Linked DNA regions of Homo sapiens: region 2 is linked to region 1. A link is a loop called in an ENCODE intact Hi-C map of the cell type or tissue named here. Cell type or tissue: mammary epithelial cell. All regions are shown on one strand. Links, peaks and the distances in the headings refer to the core of each region. The heading gives the core; the rest is flanking DNA.

Region 1 (16,496 bases), core at 459-8,458:
ACTCTCTCAACTGCCCTCAGCACCTGGGCTCAAGCATATGACCTAACGTGGGTCAATCTGGTGCTCTCAACCAGGACTTTGACTTCTGAGCTAGTAATACCAAGGCCCAGGGCTCTTGCATGGGTGTCCAGTCATTTGAATGTGAGGATGTTTTTGCTCATCTGTATTGGCAGATATCATGAAAATTATGCATGGGCCCTTTTTAAAAAAATTTTATCTCATCAGCTATCATTAGTGTTAGTGTGTTTTACATATGGCCCAGGACGATTCTTTCAATGTGGCCCAGGGAAGCCAAAAGGTTGGACACGCATGCTAGAGGTTATTCATATGGTGCCATCACAAAGTGGTCTTGTGTTGGCGGCCCTATAGGAGGGGTTTTCACCAGACTGTTCTAATCTTTGCTAGTCTTGAGGTGTGCGAAGATGACTCCCCAATTTTTAATTATAGCTTTTACCTCTGTATTGAGCTCCAAACTTGCATATTCAGCTGTCCACTTGGTAGTTCCACCTGGATGTGTAATGAGCATCTCAGATATTACGTGACCAAATCAAAACTTTTTACTTCCCACATCTTTGCTATTTATTAAATGGCACCACCGTCTGACCAGTTACTCAAATAAAAACAACCATGAATCATCCCAGATTCCTTTTTCTTTTTGAGGCAGGGTCTCACTCTGTCACCCAGGCTAGAGTGCAGTGGTGCAATCTCGGCTCACTGCAGCGTCCACCTCTCAGGCTCAAGCTATCCTCCAGCCTCAGCCTCCTAAGTACTTGGGTCTATAGGCATGAGCCGCTGCCACCAGCTGTTCTTTTTCTTTTAATTTTCACATCTACACCTGCATGAGTCCTGTTAGCTATCTTGAAAGTTTAATCTGATTGCAATCACACTAGCATCTGGACTTCTGCAAAAATCTCGGTGGCAGGCTGGATGATCCCCCAGAGATGTCTATGTCCTAGTACATGGAATGCGTGCATTGCACTGGATCCAGTGCAATTCAACTACTGATGGAATATTCTTTGGGCTTTGTTTTTCTGTGGGAAATGACCAAGAGCACCTATTCAGAAGTCAAAGTGATCGGGGTTCAGATCCTACGTCTGCTACTTATTGATTATGTGGCCTCAGGCAACCTCTCAAGGCCTAAGTCTCTTCACTAGCAAAGTAACAAAATAATGCTTACTTCATTGAGATTATGAAGATTGTATAAAATACTATATGTAAGAGCCTTAGGCTTGCTCTAATATGGTAAATATAGATGTTTAAATTAATTTTAAAATTTTAATTCCTCAATCACACTAGCCACATTTCAAGGATTCAGTAGCAATATGTGGCTTGGATAGTACAGATGTAGAGCATTTCCATCATCACAAATTCTACTGGACAGCGCTATCATTGATAACATTGGGCCTAGCACATAGTAAATGCCCAATAAACAGTATAGTATCAAATAGTGTTATTACTTATAGACCACACACCTTCCATCATTTCAACATCACCATCCTGATTTCTGCCATTATCTTAATACCACCTGTACTGTTAGTTAATATTTTTCTTTAAATTGACTCACTTTCTACTTGTGTATTTAATATCATGATCATAAGTGGAAAACCAGTATCATTTGCCATAAATAAAAGGGATCATAAAAGGAAGTACTATGAAGTAAAATAATGTTGCTAAATTTAAATTTTTGAGATTAAAAAAATTAAAACAGTAAAAGCAATGATAAAGTTCATTGATTTATAAGACTATATCTGAAAATAAATTCATCAGTGAGAAAAATGGTATTGTATGTGATCAATCAGGAATAAAGGTAGCTCAGGGGTACAATGAAATTGAGAGTTTATGTCAATATAACATGGTTAAATTTTGATGTTTTCCAGCACCCCAAATCCTAACTTGCAATTATGTGTGATTAGGGTAACATATCATTCATCAAATTGTAATTTAAATGCATAATAGAGATTAATGGCTTTTGGCCTTGGAGCAGAGCAGTATGTATGTGAGGCATGGCGCTGGGTCACTGTCTCTAAGTCATGCAGGCCACACACCTTCCTGCTCCCTCTCAGTTTTTCCTCTCCCTTTCACAGTTCTAGGAGAACCATGACATGAAAATGGTTCCCAAATCCTTTCCCACATCATGGGGGCTTCATCAAAGGCCTAGGCAGCACCAAGAGCAAAACGAAGGCCCTGGGCACAAAACACCGTACCAGCTTTGGCCACTTCCCCATGGGAAGACGGGCAGAGAAAAGTACCCCTGCTCCTCAGGGCCTAGCCGACCTAAGGGACCTGAATAAGTATGCTTGTTTGTACAACCTGAGATTGTCTCTCCCAAAATGCAGGGGTAATGTGTTTTTTCCTCAGACAGAGCACACTTTAATTTATTAGGTGTTTAATTAGAGTTGGTTTTGAATTAGGGTCAGGAATTTGGTTAGGGTTTGAATTAGGGTCAAGGATCTTGTTCAGGTTAGGGTTGATTAATTTGCAGCTGCAGTTACTCTAATGCAATTACACTTTGCAGTGCCTGGAAAGTATAATGCTTAAAAACACAGTCGCTAGTTCCTGGATGGGGTTCCTAGCTGGGGTAGTCAAGGCTGCAATAAGCCATGATTGTGCCACTGCACTCCAGTCAGGGAAACAGTGAGATGCTGTCTCAAAAAAATTTTGTATTATGTTTAACCTATTATTAATAAGGAAACCAGATGTATGTTACAATCCATTCAAAGGGGAATCCAGTAAACATCAGGAATTCTGGAATGAATTTGTAAATGGAAGTAAAATTGGATTTTGCACAGGAGGGACCCAGGGTTGTCCCTTCACTGAACAGAAGCATTTGTACATCCATAGACAAGAATCCTCTGCATTGCCATTGAGTCTCTACAACCTACAGAGTTGTAAAATAGCGCAAAGGAAATAAAAGGCTAGAAATCAGCTAATCCAGAAGGCTGTGTTCTAATCAATGTATAATTTTTCATTGGAAACATCCACTATTTTTTATTTTGTTTTGTTTTTTGTTATTGTTGTTTTTGAGTTTATCTTTTTCTTTAATGTATTTGTTTCCACTAATCTTTTTTGCATATTCCAAAATTGCTTAAGTCTCTCTGTGCCTCAGTGTCCTCATCTGTAAAATGGGGAAGTCATAAAAGTGCCTACCTCATGTCAAGGGGAGGAGTAAATGAGCTAAGGGATGCATTATTACACTGCAGTCCCTTAGTTGGGAGTGGGCTGTTCTACGTCCTCCTCGTCAAGGTGGATTCATTCTACAGGAGCAGATTGCAACAAGACACTGTGCACCTTACGGAGGACTGGCCTCTGGGCTAGTTTAACTTTTCAGTTTCAGTCTGAGGGGAACTATACCTTGGGCTCTGAGCTGCCTCACCGTAGCTCCAGTGTGCTGATTTAAGGGTCAGTTCTGGATGAAGGAAGGAGGGTATCATCTAAACACATCGAGGAATGGCACTGGGCAGGTCTGGCTTTGGGATGACAAATTTTAGAACCTAAGGCTGGGAGACCTCCCACGTCAGCGGGAGGTGGTTAGCTCTGGTGGAGCCATCCTAGAGAAGGCCAGAGGAGTGGCCGGAGGGAGATGAGAGTGTGTCCTAGAAGCCTGGGTGCCCGGAGAGAGTAAACACCCTGAAGCCACACGTCAACACACTCCCTGGACTGAATCCACTCCAACACTGGCAGTTCCCAATTCCTTTATTCTTTTCTGCAGTCAGTTGGTCAACAAGTGTTCATTGTATCTGCTCAGCCAACTCAGGGCTCCAGGAACTCTCTCCATCCCCACCCCAGGATGAAGTCCTGGATTTAAATCCCAAGCCCCAGTGTCCTAGAGAGACAGCACAGGTGCCCTGGACTGTGAGTCAGAGACCCCAGGCTCACCCTGCTCCCCAACTTGCTGTGAGGCCCTGCACGAGGTACTTGCTTGCGCCCTATCCTCCACAGGGAACCTGCCTCAGAGGGTTGTTGTCGGCTTTCAAGGACATAATCCACGTAAAGGGCTCATAGTAAACACCCAGTTGATGTATTTTTTAAAGTATTTTCACTGTTATGTTCAGGACTTAGGCTAGATTGCTAATGTCACTTCTACTTCCAAAATTCTTAGAACTGCTGCTTTTCTCCCCCCAGCCCCTTCTGGGGGCCCTAGGGAAGTTTCCGGAGCCCACAAGTGTCAGTGATTAACACTGGCCTTCCCCTCGCTCGCAGCAACGCCACCACGCCCTCCCTCCACGCGCCATCGCAGAGATGAGGAGTGGCCTCGACCTGCCTGTGACTCGTCTTGGGCCAGTAGGGGACGCCCTGGCCTCACCAGACGAGCGCAGCCATGGGCGACCGCCTCAGCCACTCCCAGATCTTGCCCTGTCGTTTACCTTAGATCAACCCTAAGAATATCCAAGATCGTGGTCATTATTTTTCAAAATTACTTCTGTGGAGGCTAGAACTTTCCGTGTTACAGAAAGATTATCATTCATCCATTCACTGAACAAGGCTAAACAAGCAGTGTTTGGCACTGTTCTAGGTGCAAGAAGCTGACTGACTTCTCCACTAGAGAAGAGACTATTTTTTTCTCAGATAATAGCTTGCTTATATTTATTGAGAAGTTACTAAGTGCCAGGTTCATTTCTAGGTGCTTACATGTATCCACTTTTGAGCCCCCAATAGTCCTGTGAGGTGAGCGTTGTTCTAGCTGAGGAGCCTGCCACCTCTGTGCGAAGAAGCACTTGCAAATGAGTGTAGCCTGCGGGCAGCTCAGGAGTGCTGAGCTTTCAGCTGTCTTTCAGCTGTCCAAAGAGGTGACAAGAAGGGAGGGAAGGCAGAAAAGAGACCAGCTCTAGGCAGAGTGGAACAAACTGGGACTCTCTCTCCACTCCTCATCTTTCCCTCCCTCTGGGTGTGGGTTCCTATCCCAAGCCCCTGTCCCCCTCCCACTCCCATGCAGAATCCTGTCTCCTTAATCCTGTCTTTGGATTCCAGGTCCAACTTGGCATTTCTTGGCTGTATCTCTGAAGGAAAGTCATCTTAATCTCTATGAGCCTCCATTTCCTCAGCTGTAAAATGGGAAGATCTTCCTCACACTGCTGTGGTGAGTTCAGTGTGACAATGTGAATATAAAAGCTTATACGTGAGAAAGCATGGCAGAAAAGCTAGGTTTCATTGTTCTTTTCCTCTCCTTCTCAAGCAGTACCCTGAGTAGAAATATTCGGTCGTGCAAAACACCCCTCCCTCCCTCCCCATCAAAATCCCAGTCTCTCACTAAGCTCAGCTAGCTGTGTGGAGGCAACCCATCTGGTAGCTAAATCACACGAACATGTTCAGGACAAATGGTTAGTATGTCACACGCCCTCCATTTGTGGAGGAAACTTAGGTGATGTTAAACAAAGAACAGACTCTAATGGTGGGATTTCTGGTATAGGGGCTTTGGGGAGATACAAAGGAATTGCCAGTACCCTCTAGGCTACACTCCATGGGCAGCCCCTGGCCCCACATGCCTGGAAGGCCATCCTTGTACAGAATCAGGTGGTGGCACTCAAGAAATGTGTGTGAACTTTAAGAGGTTCTCCCCTTCTCATCTAGGATTTCCTTCCTTGCTGAACCTCAAGAAGGGGGCCAGCATACCCCATATTGTAAGAGGGGAAACTGAGGCCAGGAAAGGCAAGCATAGTTATTGCAAGCGTAGTTATTCCCAGCCAGGCTGGAAGTCTGGGGCATGAGCACCTATTCCTGCCCTCCTCCTCCCCACACTTTCATGGGTTTAGTGGGTGGGGGAGGGGCTCCCTTATTCAGGATGATTAGGGGTCCCCAATTTAAAGTTTCCTGTCTGAAAGTCAAGGACAGGAAATTATATAGCCAGAGTTCTGCACAAATTACCCAACAGGTGTCTCGACTCCCCAAAGCGACAGATGCTGTTCATCTCTTGGCCTCTGTGTCATCATTCATCCTTGATTGTTCGGGGAAGCCCACTCCACCTCTGTGACAGACCCACAGATGCAGATTTACACAGGGAATCCTAGACAGACACAATGAAGAAACTCCCATCTGATCAGAGCCAAGTCCCAGTAATAACATCAATGAATCATTGACTTCAGTGAGTCACAATATTGAGCTGGAAGAGGCCTCCAAGACCTTTTTAGTCCAACCCTTTACCTGCTAGTTATTCACAAGTGAATAGAAACTGAGTGAGGTCCAAAGAGGGAAAATGACTTGACCAAGATCACAAAGCTTGGTAATGCCAAAGGTGAGACTGGAAGCCCCGAGCCCTGAGCCCCAGGCCCATGCACTTTCCACACACCCCTCTGCCTGCCACAAACTAGCTGGCACAGAGAGCAGGAGGGAGGGCATAGGCCCCTCATGACTTAGCCAAGGGCAGCTCAGTGTCTCCATGCAGGTGGACTCCGTGTGTCAGCTTCAGCCCTCCCTTGGGAAGGGAAGGGCCTGGGGCCGTCCTCACACCCCAGGCGCCAGGCCACGGAGCTATAGGAGGCAGCTTCCTGCTTGGCCCTTATCCAAGGCCATTTCACAATGGGGGGAAAAGCGCTGAGCTGAGAGTCCCGGGTTGCTGCTCACTCCACCCCCACTCCAGCCCCTTTCAGACCCCCCAGGGACAACGAGCCAGGCCCGGCCTGAGGCTTGGGGTGAAGAGAGCTGCAAGAATGGAGACAGGCTGAACAGCCCCTTTTGGGAGTGTTCTATGAGCTGTGTCCCTGGAACTGGACGAGGGCACCACCTTGCATATTACCAGCACTATCCCCCTTCCCTTGCCGTCCACCTGCAAGCATTCAGGCTGGGGAAGTCCCTTCTGGGACAGGAGTGGTCGCTTCCAGTCAGCCCCATAGCACTCTCATGATTAGTCAGAGGGGAACCTGGAGGCAAGAAGGCCCACAAGCTGGGAGACGGCAAGGCCTGGGTCACTTCCTGCAGTGAGGCAACGTGACTACCAGGCAGAGGAGCCCAAATGTCTCCTCCCAAGATGCTACAGGGTCTGGGGTGAACTGTGGCTCAGCTGACTGAAATTCAGGCAGGAACCAAGACAGAGACACTGAGACGGGACATTCAGCCAGGATTTATTATGCCCTTACACACAGGGTCGGCTCTGAGCTCAGCTCTGTAAGGGATCTCGTTTGAAGTAGGAGGCAGTGGTTAAGGACCCAAATCATCCTGTCTTCAAGTCTTGAAGAGGAGACAAAACAAACCTAGGTGAAATGTCAAACCACAAGACAAGGCAGTGTGAAATGAGGGCCCACACTCTCATGCTGGACAGTCCAGTATGGCCAGTGAAGCGGGGGTGGGGAGGGAGTCACTGCAGACAAAGCTTCGGGGAAGAGATGGAACCGAGAATGATGGGGAGAACTTGACTCTGCAGACAGGATGGGAAAGATCTTTCAGACAGGGAAAGGAAGACAAGGCAGAAATCAACCTGCATACGTGAGGACAGGACCCTGTTTGCACCAGGGGTGGTCAGCCACGAGGCTGGAAATGTGCCTGGCCACAGGGCACTTCCTCACTCTGAGCTCTTGCTACTTGAACACAGCCTTCCTTGGTATCCGTGGGAAGTTGCTGGCCTACTGAGGCAGGATACCACACGGAGAACTAGGCAGGGGCGTGGAGGTGTCAAGGAACTCAGCCCCTTGGTGGAGGAGCCCTCTGACAACAGGAAGCAGCTGCAACGGGCTCCAGGGCTGTACTGGTATCTGCAACTCTCCCCCTACCCTGGCTGCACCCTGCAGAACAAACTGTTCTTCAAGAAGTTCTGGGGACAGAGGGCCCACACCTGCTCCCAGGTCGGGGTGGATAAACCCCCATCAGCCAGGCTGGGAGCCCAGCAGAGACATCACACAGCTCAGCAGCCCTCCTCACCCCCTGGCCCCCTGCCTCCTCCTACCCCAGACCAGGTTGCAGTTGACTAGGGCAATATAACACAAAACAAGAGCTTTATATTATTATTATTATTATTATTATTTTATAGAGACTGGGGTCTCACCATGTTGCCCAGGCTGGTCTCAAACTCCTGGTCTCAAGTGACCCTCCTGTCTCAGCCTCCCAAAGTGCTGAGATTACAGACATGAGCCATGTTACCCAGCCAAGAGCTTTGGAGAGGGAAATGAGAACTGAATCTTCATAAATACCTCATCCTGGAACTTCCAACAATGTCTCCAAAAATAGTACCTAAACTCCAGGCCTCAAACTCTAAATTGAGTGGGGATGTGAAGTGGTTGTGGCCTTACAGAAACAGCACTGGAGTGGCAGCCGAAGTGCTGAGTTCTAATCTGAATTCTGCCACTCATTGGCGTGGGACCTTGGACAAGTCACTTTTTGCCGGACTTGAGTTTCTTCCTCTGTAACTTGGGGAGTTGGGATTGAGCTGTAAAGTCCCTTCCAGTTTTAAATGTGAGACTCCAATGCTGTCAGGTAACTTTGGGATTGCTGTAATGACTGTTTGGGGGCTAGTATAGCTGGGAAAGAAATTAGGATGAGAATCCAATTGAGGGCAAGATAAAATGGAATTGTATTCTATTCAGAACTTGAAATAGGATGGGATTTTGTTTTCCCCAGATCCTCACCATAAAGAGATTTGGGAGAAAATCTTGGGAGATTTGGACTCAGAATATCTTAAGAGGTAGTATTCTAGAAGATTGCCCAACACTTGGTGGGGAAGAGCAAGAATTCTTCCAGATTGCTTGACAAGCAGAACATGGGGAGTGGGTCACAGTAATACCAGGAAAGACACATCCCATCCTCCCAACCCTCTTTTCCACTGAAGCTGCTCCTTACAATTCCTGTAACTGGGGACCAGGCCTTTCATTCCAGTTACAGCTAAAACTTAACATGGCCATTTAAATTTCCCTGAGGGTATAAATGGCTAATATTCTCTCCTTCTAAGACCCAGCATATGCTGAGAGAGGCCTTCAGAGGAGGTGGGGGCTGGAAGAAGGAGTGAAGGTGGAGGCCCAAAGATCACGCAGGAGCCATGCTTTTTCTGAAGCCAGATCTAGGCCTAGCAACTCAGAGCAGTTCCCCGTGGGCAGTGATGTGGAAGAAGGCCCTGGGCTTCCTAAGTGCCTCTAGGTCACTTTGTGAAACCTCTCACATGGGCCTGCCTGGGAGGAGGAGCCCAGTGTAGCCCCCACCTGTCTGCTGCCTGCTCATCTTCCAGGGTGTTGAGGGGATGGGTAGCATGGCTGTCTGCCCCCACCAATTACCCACATGGCTTGGGTCAACCAGACTCTGTCAGAGCTGTTGAAGGAGACATAAACCTAGGCTTTTGGAGGCAGCTTCAGGGAAAGGTGGAGTGTGTGAGGTGGAAGGTGGGTGAGAAAGTGTGCAAGGGGGAACACACTGTTCTCTACTGGCCCTTTGCCAAACAGCAAGGGAGAGAGGAGTAACAAGGCCAGACTATGGCCATGTTTAGTGGTTTTCAACTGCGGCCCAAAATGAGGCAGACATAGGCTAGGCATGGTCTAGCCCTTGTGTGTGTGTGTGTGTGTGTGTGTGTGTGTGTGTGTGTGTAGGGGGAGTGTGAGGAAGTTGTGAGGGTGTGTGGTGTGTGGGGGAGTGGTGTGTGTGGGGGGTGTGGTGTGTGTGAGGAGTGTGTGGTGTGTGGGGGATTGTGGTGTGCGGGGGCGGTGGTGTGTGTGGTGTGGGGTGTGGTGTGTGCGTCTGTGTGGTTGTGTGTGGTGTGTGGGGAGGTGTCATGTGGCATGTGTGGGGGGTTGTGTGTGTGTGAGGAGTGTGTAGTGTGGGGGGGGTTTGTGTGTGCATGGTGTGTGTGCGCGTGTGAGGGGGTGTGGTATGCATGGGCAGTGGTGTATGTGGTGTGTGGGGGGTGTGGTGTGTGGGGGTGTGTGGTGCGGTGTGGGTGTGTGTGTGTAAGGAGGTAGTGTGTGTGGATGTGTGTAGGGGGTGTGGGGTGATGGTGCGTGTGTGGTATGGGGGGTGTGGTGTGTGTGTCTGGAGTGGGGAGTGTGTGGTGTGTGGGGAGGGTGGGGATGTGTGTGTGGAGTGTGGGGGTGTGTGGTGTGTGTGTGGAGTGTGGTGTGTGGGGAGGGGGCGGGTGTTGGCCTGGGTGAGCCCTGGCAATCGCAGCAGAGAAGATGCCAAAATTTTGTATTTACTGTCAGGGCAATGATGCTGGAACTGCAGATCCAGCGCCCCGAAACCCGGCCCATCCCAAGACACTGCTTCTCACAGCCAACAGAGGAAGGAGGGAGGGGGAGAGGCCTGAAGCCGAGGCTTCTTCTTGAGGAATGCTCGCCAGGCCAGCAGCCTTCCTCACTTCAATGCAGCCTTCCCCTTCTATCCACCGATGAGCATTTAGCGGGCAACTCCTTTGTCCAGGGCAAGCCTTCCCCAGGTCTCTCTCTTCAAAAGCAGATGCTACCTAGTGGGAGGTGCGGAGTTATACATGCAAGAAAGGGCTACAGGACAGCATCACTAGTACCAAGCTGTGAAGGAGGTGGACTTTGAAGGGAAGAAAGAATTTAGAAAAACAGACTAGTGGACTAGTTACTGCGGGGAGCAGAGTGCCATTTCAGGCAGGAGAAGGAGTGTGATGTGAATCTTAGGGAAGAGTCCTCTTTGTATGTTCTGACAACTATTCTCTGACACCAACGGGGCATCCTGCAATTGGATTCAGTGTCAATTCTGACACTGACTACCTGCAGTTAGTGCCTGTGATATTGTGAAACAGGTATTAATTAGGTCTTCATTCCTGACATACAACTCCTAAAATCCTTGGAATCTCCTAAGTTTTAAGTGTCTTTTTGCACGCTAAGCACCTAGGTAGCTTCAAGATGGGAGCTGGCCGCCAGAAAGATCAAGACAGGGTTAGAGGATTGGGACTTTCAGCCCCACCCTTCAACCTCCAGGGAGGGAAAAGGGGCTGAAGTTTAAGTTGATCACCAGTGGCCAATGGTTTAGTCAATCAGGCTTATGTAATGAAGCGTCCATAAAAACCCAAAAGGGCAGGGTTCAGAGGATTTCTTGATAGCTGAACACGTGGGGATTCCTGGAGGGTGGAGCACCCATGGAGGTTAAAGAAGCTCCACCCCTCCTCCATAGCTCACCCTATGCATCTTTTCATGTATATCTTGTGGACTATCCTTATAATAAGCTAACACATGTAAGTAAGTTGTCCCTGAGTTCTGTGAGCTGCTTTAGTGAACCCCAATTAGCTGGTCAGACAGAGCAGCGGCGAAACAACCCAGGGCTTGCACTTGGCATCAGAAGTGAGGAGAGGGGACTGAGTTCTCAACCTGTGTGATCTGACACTGTCGGCAGGTAGAGTCAGAGTTGAACTGGAGGATGCCCCACTAGTGTCTGCTGCGGAAATGATAGCTTGCTTGGTGGCGGGGAGAGACCCCTGCCCCCCCATGTGGTGTCAGGAACGTGTTGAGAGAGCATAGTAGGAAAAACCGAGTTTGGTTTTTTTACAGTGTCAGACTCCACAAGTTAAATGTCAAAGTCCCCAAGACTACCCTTACTTCAGAACTCAGGCGCACGCAGGGTCCACAGGCTACTGGCACTTCTGTCTGACTTGACTACACATTTGAGTTCTCACCACCCAAACTTAGGGTTCAGTAGTTGGCTAGAATGGCTCACAGAACTCACTGAGCATGCTATACCTACAATTAGTTTTATTATCATATAGACTCAGAACAGCCAAAGGGAAGAGCTATGTAGGGCAAGGTGTTGGGTGGGGGCGGTGTGTGTGCAGAGCTTCCATGCCCTCTCCTTGTGGAATGTGGTATGTCCCTCTCCCAGCACATTGGTGTGTTCACCAACCAGGAAGCTCCTCGCAGTTTCAGTGTCGAGTTTTATATGGGGCTTTACTCCACAGGCACCATTGATGAAATCATTAACCACATGACGAACTCAATCTCTAGTCCTTCCCTCTCGCCCCAGAGGTTGGCGGTGCAGTAGGGATGGGAGTAGGGATGAAATTTCCACACTCTGATCACATGCTTGGTCTTTCTGGCATGGCCAGTCTCTCCCTTAAAATTAAGGGCCCACCTTGAGTTGCCTTCTTATCATAACCTGAGGTATGATGGAAATGCTCATTACAAATGACAAAAGGCGTTCCTGTCACTCAGGAGATCCCAAAGGTTTTTAAAGCTCTGAGCCAGGAAAGGGGGACAAAGACCGAATGGGCTTTTTAAAAAGTCATAGCAGAGATTGTAATGGGCAGTTCCTAGGGAAAGGAAGTGGGAGCTGAGGATGGAAAGGCAGGGTGGGGCAGATGTATAAGGTCAGAAGTTGATGGGTACGGGGAGGAGAAATCAGCCCTGCCCTCCTAAGGAAGTGCAGGCAGAGGAGAAGCAGTAGACACCACTCCCTCACTTGAGTGTCTTGGGGGAATCTTTCACTCTTCCAGTAAGTTTAATTTTCCCCTGGGTAGTTCGTCCAGGAGGAGGCAGCCTTCAGTTTCTGCTTTGGCACCAACGTCCCCACAACTCAGGTCCAGGTTCCCTCGTGCAGCCTCCTGACATTCCCCACAGTTCAAATACCACCTCCTTCTAGAAGGCTTCCCTGATTACCCAAGTGGGAAAAGACCCTGCCCTGAATTCTGAAAGCCCTTTGAAACCGTCCCCTACTGCCCCGCGGGGACGTCAAGACAACTTACTGTGACTCATTCCTATCTCCCCAGTTTGATCCTGAGCACTTTGCCTTACCCCTTTCTGCTTCGTTCCAAACAGCCGGCACTGTGTGCTTCATAGAACATTTGTGAGCTCTGCAGACATTCTGTCATCATCGGCCCCTCCTCTGCCCCTAACCAACTTGCTACCTTCCCTTGCAGAGCCCTGCCTCTGAATAGAGTGTGAATGTCTGCCCTGCCAGCCTGTGAGCTCCTCCAGGGAAAGAATGTGTGTCTACCTTCCAAGCCTGACAAGCAGTGGGTGCCCATGTGTGCGGAGTGAACTCAGTCACTTTTCTCCTAGACGGCGTCACCTTTCTCACATTTAGGGAAAATCAAGTGTAAGGGAATGAGTTACTTATTCTCGTAGAAGAATGGGAAGAGTGAGAAGAAAGTTGGGGGTGAAGCAGGACTCACACAAAGGCAAGGCTGGCCTCTTCCCGCAGGGGCTGGGTCCCCCTGGGCCTCTTGCCAGGACACTGTTCTCGGTGGGTGCTCCACCAAGACGCAGGTAACTGGCAAGATGAGAGATCAGACCAACCTGGACCTGTGACAGGCAGGCACATGGGCAGCATGAACATCCCACTAGCCTCTGGGGACAGCATGGCAGAAAGGAGCCATTCTGGGAAACTGTGAAACTTTCCCCTTGAATGGCTTCCAGCCCCTTTAACAACCCCAGAGCAGCGTCCCAGCCTTGGTGAGCTGGGGTTTACTCACTCACACTCACGGTTACCACGCAGAGGCCCAGGCTGAGGGGGAAGGAACCGCCTGCTCAGCCCCCACTGAGGCCGGCCCGGTGCTCCTCTTGGCATCACTCTGAGGGTCCTCAGTGGGCAGACCCCAGGTGGGGTGAGTTGCACAGCCCAAGAATGAAGCTCCCTTCTGCCTCCCCTGGGCAGGTCCCATGACTTGGAGGAAATTGCTCCAGAGAGTGGCAACTAGACATGAAGTGGGACACGGTGCCCAGGGTTTCTCAGTGGCCTCTGAAGCCACCCAGAGTCAGTGAGAGTATCTTGGCCTCTCTCTGTGGGCTTCAGGGCCTCTCAGGCAGGTGTTTGTCTCTGGGATCCCTGGATCACGAGCCCTGTGACTCTTCCACGGCCAGCTTCCCACCCCACACCCCTGCTGAGCATGTTACCCCGCATCCTGGGGGAGCCACCATTTGGGAATAGATTGGATGGAGAAGGCCTGCTCCCAAGAAACAGTTAATCCTCTCCCCTTCCCCCAGGCCCCTTGCACCTGCAGGCTGTGGTGTGTGGTTTCCCACAGCTGCAGCTGGCTCTGCAGAGCCCCTCCCTTCGAGGGAACCTGAGAGGCTCAGGGCCTGAGGCGCCAGGAGAGGCTCCTCGCCCTCTGTCCAGCTGCTGGGGATGGCATGAGAGGGCCTTGCTGCCCTCTGACCTGGACATACCACAAGAGTGCTCTGGTTGAGTGACCCATATGTGATTCCTGGCTTGCAAGCCAAAGGCAGAGATTCCAGTTTGGGAGGTCAGAGAGGTTTCTGAGAAGGGAAATCAGCCATGAGGCCCCCCAGTCCTGGGCTTGCTCCAGCTCTGCTGCCTTCTGGAAGAAGCTGACTGGCCTGGGTGTGGGCTGGGCATTCCCCTGGGGTAGGATGCAGGGCTCCAGAAAGAGAGGGTGAGTGGAGGGTAAGAGGTGACTGGGAAGGACCGGGAGGAACAGGAGGAAGTGAGATGTGGCAGGGCCAGGCCTCTGCTGGTCAAGACAGCCTTGAAGCCACGGTGCTACAACTCTGGCAGGGTCAGCCCTCTGGCTATCCCAGAAGAGGGCAGGTTGCCACAGAGCCTGGGCAAATACCCAGCTGCCCTCTGAACCAGGTGTTCCAGGGACACCTCCGAATACTGCTTACACTGAGACAATGAGACAAAAAGTGCCAGCAGCTTCCTGGCTGGGACACACCTTCAGGAGCATTAGCCTGGAGCAGAGGCTGAACCCATCCTAACAGCTTGCCCATGTCCCCAGCCCCGGGCTACCGGGCAAGTGCTCACATCCCCTGGGGACAGGTGGATGGCACACAGGGTCATGGCGGAGGGCTGCTCACTGGGTCCAGAGCCAGGGTCTGGGAAGAGGGAGGGAGATGCAGGAATCTGACAGGCTTGAGCCTCACAGGGCCCAGGGCTCTGGCTTCTCTCAGATCCAGCTCTGGGCAATGTTTCAGTTCAACACTCTCCCTGGGAGGCTGTGTAGCCTGGGGCTCAGGGCTTTGGTGGCGTCCTGTCTGCAGAAAAGCCCCACTCCCCACTAAGAGACAACTCCCCATACCAGAGCAGGAAGAGAGAGGGCGATTGAGCAAAGGAGGCCTGAGGGGAAACAGAGACACCCATCTACAGGAGCCCCTGAGTCAGGTGTGGGAGGAGGGAGAGGCAGGGCCCAGCAGAAGCCACCGTTTGCGCCACACTCCTCTACCTCAGGCGGAGACCAGCTGCAGGGTGGCAGCCAGGGTTTGGAGGAGGTGAGGGAGCGTGCCGGCCCGGCACCCAACAGGCTTCAGTCTTGGCTCCCACACAGCTTGATGCTCCTTTCGGGGTATAACTGATGCCAACCACCCAGGGCCACTGCCAGGAGTCCACTGTGTACTCAGACTGTGCTTGGCCCATTCGCAGCAGTGCCACAGGGCCACAGGCGCAGAGCTCTGGCTGGGAGTCACTGCCAATTTACAGTTTGCCCTCAGGTGTGTGGAGGCAAAGCCCTATGAAAGATTAGCTTTGCGCTCCGGAGGAGAGGGCGCATGGCAGGTGATCTGCCCACCATGGCTTATTTGTGGCTTCATCACTGTGATGACACTATGTTTGGCATTTACTCATTATTGTTATCCAGACCCCACGTTATCAAGAAAAGTACAGGAAATCTGCCGTTGGGAGAGCGGCAGCACCCATGTGGAGTGCCACTTTCTGATCTGGGACTTAAACAACATTGCTGTTTTCCTCCTTGCTCCAAGTCATCCATTTTGACAATTTTATATCAGCATGGACCCTTCACCAAGACTGAAATAACTCTGTTATTGAGGTGGGAATCTTTCTATTAATGCATTTATTTAGTATTTCATTCCACAGACATTTAGTGAGTGCCTGCTGTGTGTCATCCATTGTGACAGTGTTGGGAACACGGAGATGAATAAAACAAGGCCCCTGTCCTGGGAGAGCCGAGAGGCCACCTGTCAGCTGACATCTTAGGGAGGACACCATCTACATCCAACCCTGACTACTGAACACTTCCAGTTTCTTGGAAGAAAGATTTTAAAATCTTCAGAAATGAGAACTCCTCCAAATAGGATTTTCATTTGTTTCATATATTTTAAAATTTTATATTTTAATATGTAACAGTCATATGGTTTAAATATAAAAATGACATCAGTGGCTCAGTAAGAAGTTTTCCTCCTAATTTTTCCCTAACAGTTCCCAATTTCTGATATAAAAAATGTTATATCCTTGCAGGATTTACTTAGGTAAATACATGTTCTTAGTTTTCCTCTTCATTATTCCAAAGGTTGTTTACTGCAAGCATGGTTTTTCTTGCTCATACATCCTGGAGATTGTCCCATATCCACACAGAGAAGGTTCCCCATTTTTTTCTTACAGCCGCAAAGTGTTCCTTGTTCTAAACCAGGTTTCTATTGATAGTACTGGGTGGCTGGTCCTCAATCTTTTGCTCTCAGACTGTGCCATGTATGTCCTTTCAGAGGGGGGCAGGTACATCTGTAGGATGGGTTCAAGGGTTTGTAATTGAGAGAGAGATTGCAAATTGTCCTCCACAGAGGTTGCACTGCTTTCATCCCCACCAGCAATGTATGAAAAGGCCTGTTTCCTGTTTTCCCTATCAGGCTGATATTTATTTATTTATTTGTTTATTTACT
Region 2 (8,000 bases), core at 1-8,000, 150 kb after region 1:
CCTGTGGTCCCAGCTACTTGGGAGGCTAGGGATCACTTGAGCCCAGGAGTTTGTGGCTACGGTGAGCTGTGACTGCACCACTGCACTCTAGCCTGAGTACAGAGTGAGACCTTGTCTCAAAAATAAATAACGAAAATAAAAAAGAAAATCCTATGAGCCTTTATAGAAATGGATAACATACATTTGTAGATGTCTGGTTTTTCTAATGTTTCAAGTCATTTTGTAGAAACATGACTTATGTTAAAATTAATATGGTACAGGAAATATTAAACTTATTATTTTTGAGACGGAGTCTCACTCTGTTGCCCAGGCTGGAGTGCAGTGGTGCAATCTTGGCTCACTGCAACCTCCACCTCCTAAGTTCAAGCAATTCTCCTGCCTCAGCCTCCTGAGTAGCTGGGATTACAGGTTCGGGCCACCACGCCCGGCTGATTTTTGTATTTTTAGTAGAGACAGGGTTTCACCATGTTGGTCAGGCTGGTCTCGAACTGACCTCGTGATCTGCCTGTCTCGGCCTCCCAAAGTGCTGGGATTACAGGCATGAGCCACCATGCCCGACCTAAACTTATTTTTATTTTAAATTCTTTTCCATGGATGTTTTATTTGACCTCTCCACACATTTTTCTTTAGGTTGCGTTTTGCTTAGTGATGTATAGAAGCTCTTCATAGATGAAGAAAATCAGCTAAAAATCTATAATACGAGTTGCAAATATTTTCCCCCTACTTTGTCCTTGTCTTTTGGCTTCATGTAGCAGTAACCATTATGCTTTTAATTATCATACAGTCAAATTTAAGTTTTCTTTTTTTTTTTTTTTTTCGAGACAGAGTCTTGCTCTGTTACCCAGGCTGGAGTGCAGTGGCGCCGTCTCAGCTCACTGTAACCTCCGCCTCCCGGGTTCAAGCAATTCTCCTGCCTCAGCCACCCGAGTAGCTGGCATTATAGACGCCCGCCACGACGCCCAGCTAATTTTTGTATTTTTAGTAGAGCCATGGTTTCACCATATTGGCCAGGCTGGTCTCGAACTCCTGACCTCGAGATCTGCCCGCCTTAGCCTCCCAAAGTGCCGGGATTACAGGCATGAGCCACTGCACTCAGCCTTTTAAAGCTTTTTTTTCTTTTTTTTTCTAAACTTCATCGAAATATAATTCCGTGGCTTTTAGTATGTTCACAGAGTTGTGCAACCCTTACCACAATCAATTTTAGAGCATTTTTATCACTCCAGAAAGAACCTTGTACCCATACCTGTAAGACTCGATTCCCCACCATTACCCCAATCCCCACCCTAGCAACCAACTGTTTTTTTCTCTATAGATAATTTACCAATTCTAGACATCTCGTGTAAATAATATAATATGTGGTCTTTGTTTTTTTTTGTTTGTTTGTTTTTTGTGTTTTAGACAGAGTCTTGCTCTGTCGCCCAGGCTGGAGTACATTGGTGCAATCTCTGCTCACTGCAACCTTCGCCTCTCCAGTTCAAGCATTTCTCCTGTCTCAGCCTTCTGAGTATCTGGGACTACAGGCATGTGCCACCACTCCTGGCTAACTTTTGTATTTTCAGTAAAGACAGGCTTTCACCACGTTGGCCAGGCTGGTCTCAAACTCCTGACCTCAAGTGGTCCGCCCACCTCGGCTTCCCAGACCGCTGGGATTATAGGCGTGAGCCACTGCGTCCAGGCAGTGTATGGTCTTTTCTAACTGGTTTCTTTCACTTAGGGTAGTGTTTTCAAGGTTCATCCACGTTGTGACATGTATCAGTACTTCATTATTTTTTATTGCCAAGTAGTATTCCGTTGTGTGGCTTCACAACATTTTATTTAACCATTCATCAGTTGATACAAATTTTAATTGTTTTCATTTTTTGGCTATTATGGATAATGCTGCTGTGAATACCGTGTATACATTTTTGTGTGGACATGTGTTTTCGTTTTTCTTGGCTGTATACCTAGGAGAGGAATTGCTGGATCGTGTGATTAACTCCATGTTTAATATTTTGAGGAACTGTCAAATTGTTTTCCAAAAAAGCTGTACCATTTTACCTTCTCACATTCCCCTAATGTACGAGTACTCCAATTCCTTCCCAACACTTGTTATTATGCTTTTTTGGTTATTGTCATTCTAACAGAGATGTGAAGTGGTATTTCGCTGGTTTTGATTTGCATTTTCCTGGTGACTAATGATGTTGAGCCTATTTTCATAGGTTTATTGGCCTTTTGTATATCTTCTTTGGAGAAATGACTGTTTAAATCCTTGGCCTATTTTTCCTTTGGATTACAGTAGTCCCTCCTTATCTGTAGGGGATACGTTCCAAGACTCCAGTGGATGCCCGAAACTTGATAGTACCAAACCATTTATATACTATGTTTTATCTTATACATGCACTGTGGCCATAACTTTTGCAGTTTGAGGTATGACAGCAAAACTAACTTTTTTTCCTTCTTCACAATTTCACTGATAGAAGATTCATTCTTACTGTAAATCTTATCAACTTCAGCATGTGATTTATTTTTTATTTTTATTTTATTTTTTTTAGTGAAAGTTGAGGCTGGGCATGGTGGCTGATGCCTTTAATCTCAGCACTTTGGCTCTGGGAGGCTGGGGCAGGAGGATTGCTTGAGACCAGGAGTTCAAGACCAGCCTGAGCAATATAGTGAGACCCCATCTCTACTAAAAATAAAAATACACTGGCTGGGCATAGTGGCACATGCCTATGGTTTCCGTTACTATGGAGGATGAGGTGGGAGGATTGTTTGTGCCCAGGAGTCTACGGCTGCAGTGAGCCAGGGTCACGCCACTGTACTCCACCCTAGGCAACAGATTCAGATCCTGTCTCTAAAAATAAAATAAAACAATAAAATAAAAGTTAAGAACTTTCACCTTTGGCATATCCAAATCATCAGCATCGCTACTCTTGTGCTTTGGGGCCATTATTAAGTATAATAAGGGTTACTTGAACACAAGAACTGCAATGCTGGGACAGCTGATCTGATACGAGTCAGCTGCTAAGTGACTAATATGTGGATGCTGAACAAAAGGATGATTCACATCCTAGGTGGAACAAAATGGGAATATATGGGATTTCATCAGGATAGTCAGAACGCCTTGTAATTTTTTTTTTTTTTTTTGAGACCGAGTCTCACTCTGTTGCCCATTCTGGAGTGCAGTAGTGCCATCGTGGCTCACTGCAACCTCAGCTTCCCGGGTTCAACCGATTCTTGTACCTCAGCCTCCCAAGTAGCTGAGATTACAGGCTTGTGCCATCACACCCAGGTAATTTTTGTGTTTTTAGTAGAGACGGGGTTTCGCCATATTGCCCAGGCTGGTCTCGAACTCTTGGGCTCAAGTGATCCACCCGACTCAGCATCCCAAAATGCTGGGATTACAGGCATGAGCCACTGCGCCTGGCCAGAATGACTTGTAATTTAAAACTGATGAATTATTTCTGGAATTTTTCACTTAATATTTTTGGACCACCATTGACCATAGATAACTGAAACTGCTGAAAATGAAACCATGAGTAAGGGGAAACTACTCTATTTGGTTTTTTATTGTTGAGTTTAAGAGTCTTTTATGTATTCTAGATACAACTTCTTTTCGGATACATGATTTGCAAATATTTTCTCCCATTCTGGGTTGTCATTTTATTTTCTCAATGATCTCTTTTGAAGACCAAAAGTTATTTAAAATTTTGATGAAATGCAATTTATCTGTTTTTTAAAATTTTGTCCCTGAGCTTTCACTGTCATATCTAAGAAGGCTCTGACTAATCCAAAGTCATGAAGATTTGCTTTTATACATTTTCTTCTAGGAGTTTTATAGTTTTAGCTCTTATATTTAGGTCTGTGATCCATTCTTAGCTAATTTTTGTGTATGGTATAAGGAAGGAGTCCAAATTCATTTTTCTTCATGTGGATATCCAGTGGTCCCAGCACCACTTGTTGAAGACTACTCTTTTGCTATTGAATGGTCTTGGCACTCTTGTTGAAATATCAGTTGACCAAAATGTATGAATTTATTTCTAGACTCTTAATTCTATTCCATTGATCTTTTTGTCTATCCTTATGTCAATACCACACAGTCTTTTTTTTTTCCCCTACACGATCTCGATTACTGCAGATTTGTAGTAACTTTTGAAATTGAGAAGGATGAATCCAACTTTGTTCCTCTTTTTAAAGATTGTTTTGACTATTCTGATTCTCTTGTAATTCCTTATACATTTTAAGATTAGCCTGTCAATTTCTGCAGAAAAGCCAGCTGGAATTTTGATAGTGATTCTGTTGAATCTGTAGGTTAATTTAATGATATTGACATCTTAAAAATATTAAGTCTTCTGGTCCATGAACATAGGATGTCTTTCCAGTTATGTATGTCTTTGAATTCTTTCAGTGTTTTGTAGGTTTCAGAATACAAGTTTTGCACTTCTTTTTCTTTAATTAATAGACTTTATTTTTTAGGGCAGTGTTAGCTTTGCAGAAAAATGGAGTAGAAAGTACAGAGAGTTCCCACATACTCCATCCCCACCCCTCAACCCTGTACACAGTTTTTCCTATTACTAACATCATGCATGAGTGTGGTACATTTGTTATAATTGATGAACCAATATTGATACATTATTATTGGTTAAAGTTCTTTGTTTACATTAGGATTCACTCTAATGTGTTTTACAGTTCTGTGTGTTTTAACAAATACATAATATTATCTATCCATCATTACGGTGTCATTCAGAATTGTTTCATTGTCCCAGAAATCCCCTTTGCTCCATTTGTTCATCCCTTTCTCTCTCTCCCCAAATCCCCTGTAACTATTGATCTTTTCATTGTCTTTATAGTTCTGCCCTTTCCAGAAAATCATGTAGCTGGAATCATAGTATATGTAGCCTTTTCAATCTGGCTCCTTCCACTTAACAATAAGGTTCCTCTGCATCTTCTTCTGACACAATACCTCATTTATAGTGCTGAATGATATTCCATTGTATAGATGTGCCACGATTTGTTTATCCATTCGCCCACAGGAGGTCATTTTGGTGACTTACAAGTTTTAGCAATTATGAATAAGGTTGCGGTAGACATTCATGTGCAGGTTTGTTTGTTTTAAATAGTCTTGTTCTTTCACCTACGCTGGAGTACAGTAGCATGATCCTGGCTCACTGCAGTCCTGACTCCTGGACTCAAGTGATCCTCCCACCTCATCCTCCCTAGTAGCTGGGACTACAGGTGCATGCCACCATGGCTGGCTTATTATTTTTTTTTTTTAAAGATGGGGTCTCACTGTGTTGCCCAGCCTGGTCTTGAACTCCTGGGATCAAGTGATCTTCCTGCGTCAGCCTCCCAGAGCACTGGGATTACAAGCATGAGTCACCACACCCAGCCAGGTTTTGGTGCAGACATAAGTTTTCAACTCATTTGGCTGGATTGTATAATAAGACTAATTTTAGCCTTGTAGGAAAGTGCCAAGTTATTTTTCAAAGTAGCTATACTGTTTTGCATTCCTACCACCCATCAATGAGAGCTTCTATTGTTCCACATCCTTGGCAGCATTCAGTGTTGTCAATATTTTAGATTTTAACCACTCTAATAGGTGTGCAGCAGTATCTTATTGTTTTAATTTGCAATTCCTTAATGACATCTGGGAAGCATCTTTTCATATGCTTACTATCATCTTTTTTTTTTTTTATATGCTTATTACCACTTTTTTTTTTTTTTTTTTTTTTTTCCCTTAGAGACAGTGTCTCACTCTGTTGCCCAGGCTGGGCTCAAGCAATCCTCCTGCCTTATCCATCCTGGTAGTTGGGACTATAGGTGCATGACACCATGCCTGGCTAATTTTTTTTTTGAAGACAGGGTCTCAGCCGGGCGTGGTGGCTCATGCTTGTAATCCCAGTACTTTGGAAGGTGAGGCAGGTGGATCATGAGGTCAGGAGTTCGCCAACATGGCAAAACCCCATCTCTACTAAAAATACAAAAATTAGCTGGGCGTGGTGGCAGGTGCCTGTAATCCCAGCTACTCGGGAGGCGGAGGCAGGAGAATCGCTTGAACCTGAGAGGCGGAGGTTGCAGTGAACTGCGATCATGCCATTGCACTCCAGCCTGGGTGACAAGAGCAAGATTCTGTCTAAAAAAAAAAAAAAAAACAGGGTCTCACTGTATTGCCCAGGCTGGTCTTGAACTCCTGGCCTCAAGTGATCCTCCTGCCTCAGCCTCCCAAAGTGCTGGAATTACAGGCCACTGTGTCCAACTTCCATCTATATGTCTTCTCTCACTTCCTTATTTTAAATTTATTGTGAAGTATTTTACTATTTTTGAAGCTATAGTAAATAGAATTGTTTTCTTAATTTCATTTTCTTTTTTCCCCTTTTTTACATGCTGCCTTGAGATGTGATTTAATTTTATTTTCAGATTGTTCATTGCAAATGGGTAAAATAGGTTGATTTTGTATACTGATCTTGTATTCTTTGACTTTGATGAACTCGTTTGTTATCTAAGACCATATCTTCTGCAAAAAGAGATAGTTTTGCTTCTTCCTTTCCCATCTGGACTCCTTTTCTTTGTTTCTCTTGCCTAATAGCCTTGACTAGAACTTCTAGTACAGTGTTGTATAGAAGTGACAAGAATGGACATCCTTGTCTTGTTCCTGATCTTAGGGGGAAAGCATCTAGCCTTTTACCATGAAGTATGATGTTAGTGTGGGTTTTTCATAGATGTCCTCTAGCAGGTTGAGCAAGTTGGGGAAACTTTTTAAGCATGTAAATGCTTGGACCCTACCATTACAGTTTTTGATTCACTGAGTCTGGGAAGGACCGGTATCTTTAGTTGTACAAAGGTATATAAGAAAATAAAAGGTATATAAGTTATTCTGATCCACAGGGTTGAAAATACCTGCTATATCATGGTTGAGGTATCTTATACTTCATTCTTTTAAAAGCTATGCTGCCACTCTGATTCTTCCCCCTCAGCTGAGCACCTTGGACTTAATATTATTAGGTTCCTAATGCTATATTCTTAACTCTAATTCTTTTGGATACTAAACCATGAAAAATGGATTGTATTGCATAGGTTAATTTCTTTTTATATACTGGTTATGATGAGGATATGGTATTAAGATTTGCTTTCACCTATAAGTAATATAAGCTACTTGATTATCCCACTTATGGCTAATTTCCTTCCTTATCATAGCAGAGGTGGTACTCAGAACATAATTTTATTTTCCTTTTTTTTACATTTCAATAGGTTTTGGGGAACAGGTGGTGTTTGGTTACACAAATAAGTTACTTAGCGGTTATTTCTGAAATTTTGGTGCACCCGTCACCTGAGCAGTGTACACTGTACCCGATGTGTAGTCTTTTAACCCTTACTCCCCCCATCCTTTCCCCCAAATCCCCAAAGTCCATTGTATCATTTTTATGGCTTTGTGTCCTTATAGCTTAGCTCCCACTTATAAGTGAGAACATATGATGTTTGGTTTTCCATTCCTCAGTTACGTCACTTAGAATAATGGTCTCCAATTCCATCCAGGTTGCTTCAAATGCCATTTTTTTGTTCCTTTTTGTGGCTGAGTAGTATTTCATGGTAGATATATACCACATTTTCTTTATCCATGCATTGATTGATGGGCATTTGGGCTGGTTCCATATTTTTGCAGTTGTGAATTATGCTGCTAAAATATGCATGTGCAAGTATCTTTTTCATATAATGACTTCTTTTCCTCTGGGTAGATACCCAGGAGTGGGATTGCTGGATCAAATGGTGGATCTACTTTTAGTTCCTTAAGGAATCTCCGTACTGTTTTCCATAGTGGTTGTACGAGTTTACATTCCCCCCAACAGTGTAAACGTGTTCCCGTTTCACCACATCCATGCCAGTGTCTATTATTTTTTGATTTCTTTATTATGGCCATTCTCACAGGAGTAAGGGGTTATTGCGTTGTGGTTTTGATTTGCATTTCCCTGATAATTAGTGATGCTGAACATTTTTTCATATGCTCGTTGGCCATTTGTTTATCTTTT

What was found. Peaks named below come from ENCODE experiments on the same cell type or tissue, not always from the same donor. Only the 100,000 strongest peaks of a DNase experiment are listed, where the experiment ranks them.
Region 2: it touches region 1 in a loop (5-fold over the local background); 3 of 110 quality-filtered maps call a loop at or near these places.

What each region holds. Positions count from the first base shown.
Region 1 is chr15:40,040,993-40,057,488 of GRCh38, forward strand. It overlaps SRP14-DT (SRP14 divergent transcript), which reads left to right. Exons shown (of 3, transcript NR_040060.1): 2 at 4,969-5,077. Among named protein-coding and RNA genes, the nearest start is that of SRP14-DT, 9.9 kb to the left of the region's middle. RefSeq lists enhancers at 6,382-6,511, 6,852-6,981, 13,510-13,719, 13,838-14,417, 13,970-14,169. In mammary epithelial cell, for the core only: a CTCF peak has its summit at 4,283 (motif pointing right); DNase peaks (open chromatin) are centred at 4,279, 6,079 and 6,839; H3K27ac peaks cover 713 bases.
Region 2 is chr15:40,187,783-40,195,782 of GRCh38, forward strand. All of the region lies in intron 8 of BUB1B (BUB1 mitotic checkpoint serine/threonine kinase B), which reads left to right. The region is part of intron 1 of LOC107984763 (a long non-coding RNA gene); the gene reads right to left. Among named protein-coding and RNA genes, the nearest start is that of BUB1B-PAK6, 26 kb to the right of the region's middle. RefSeq lists a silencer at 2,892-3,092. In mammary epithelial cell, for the core only: no CTCF peak of the experiment used is centred there; a DNase peak (open chromatin) is centred at 3,019; H3K27ac peaks cover 498 bases.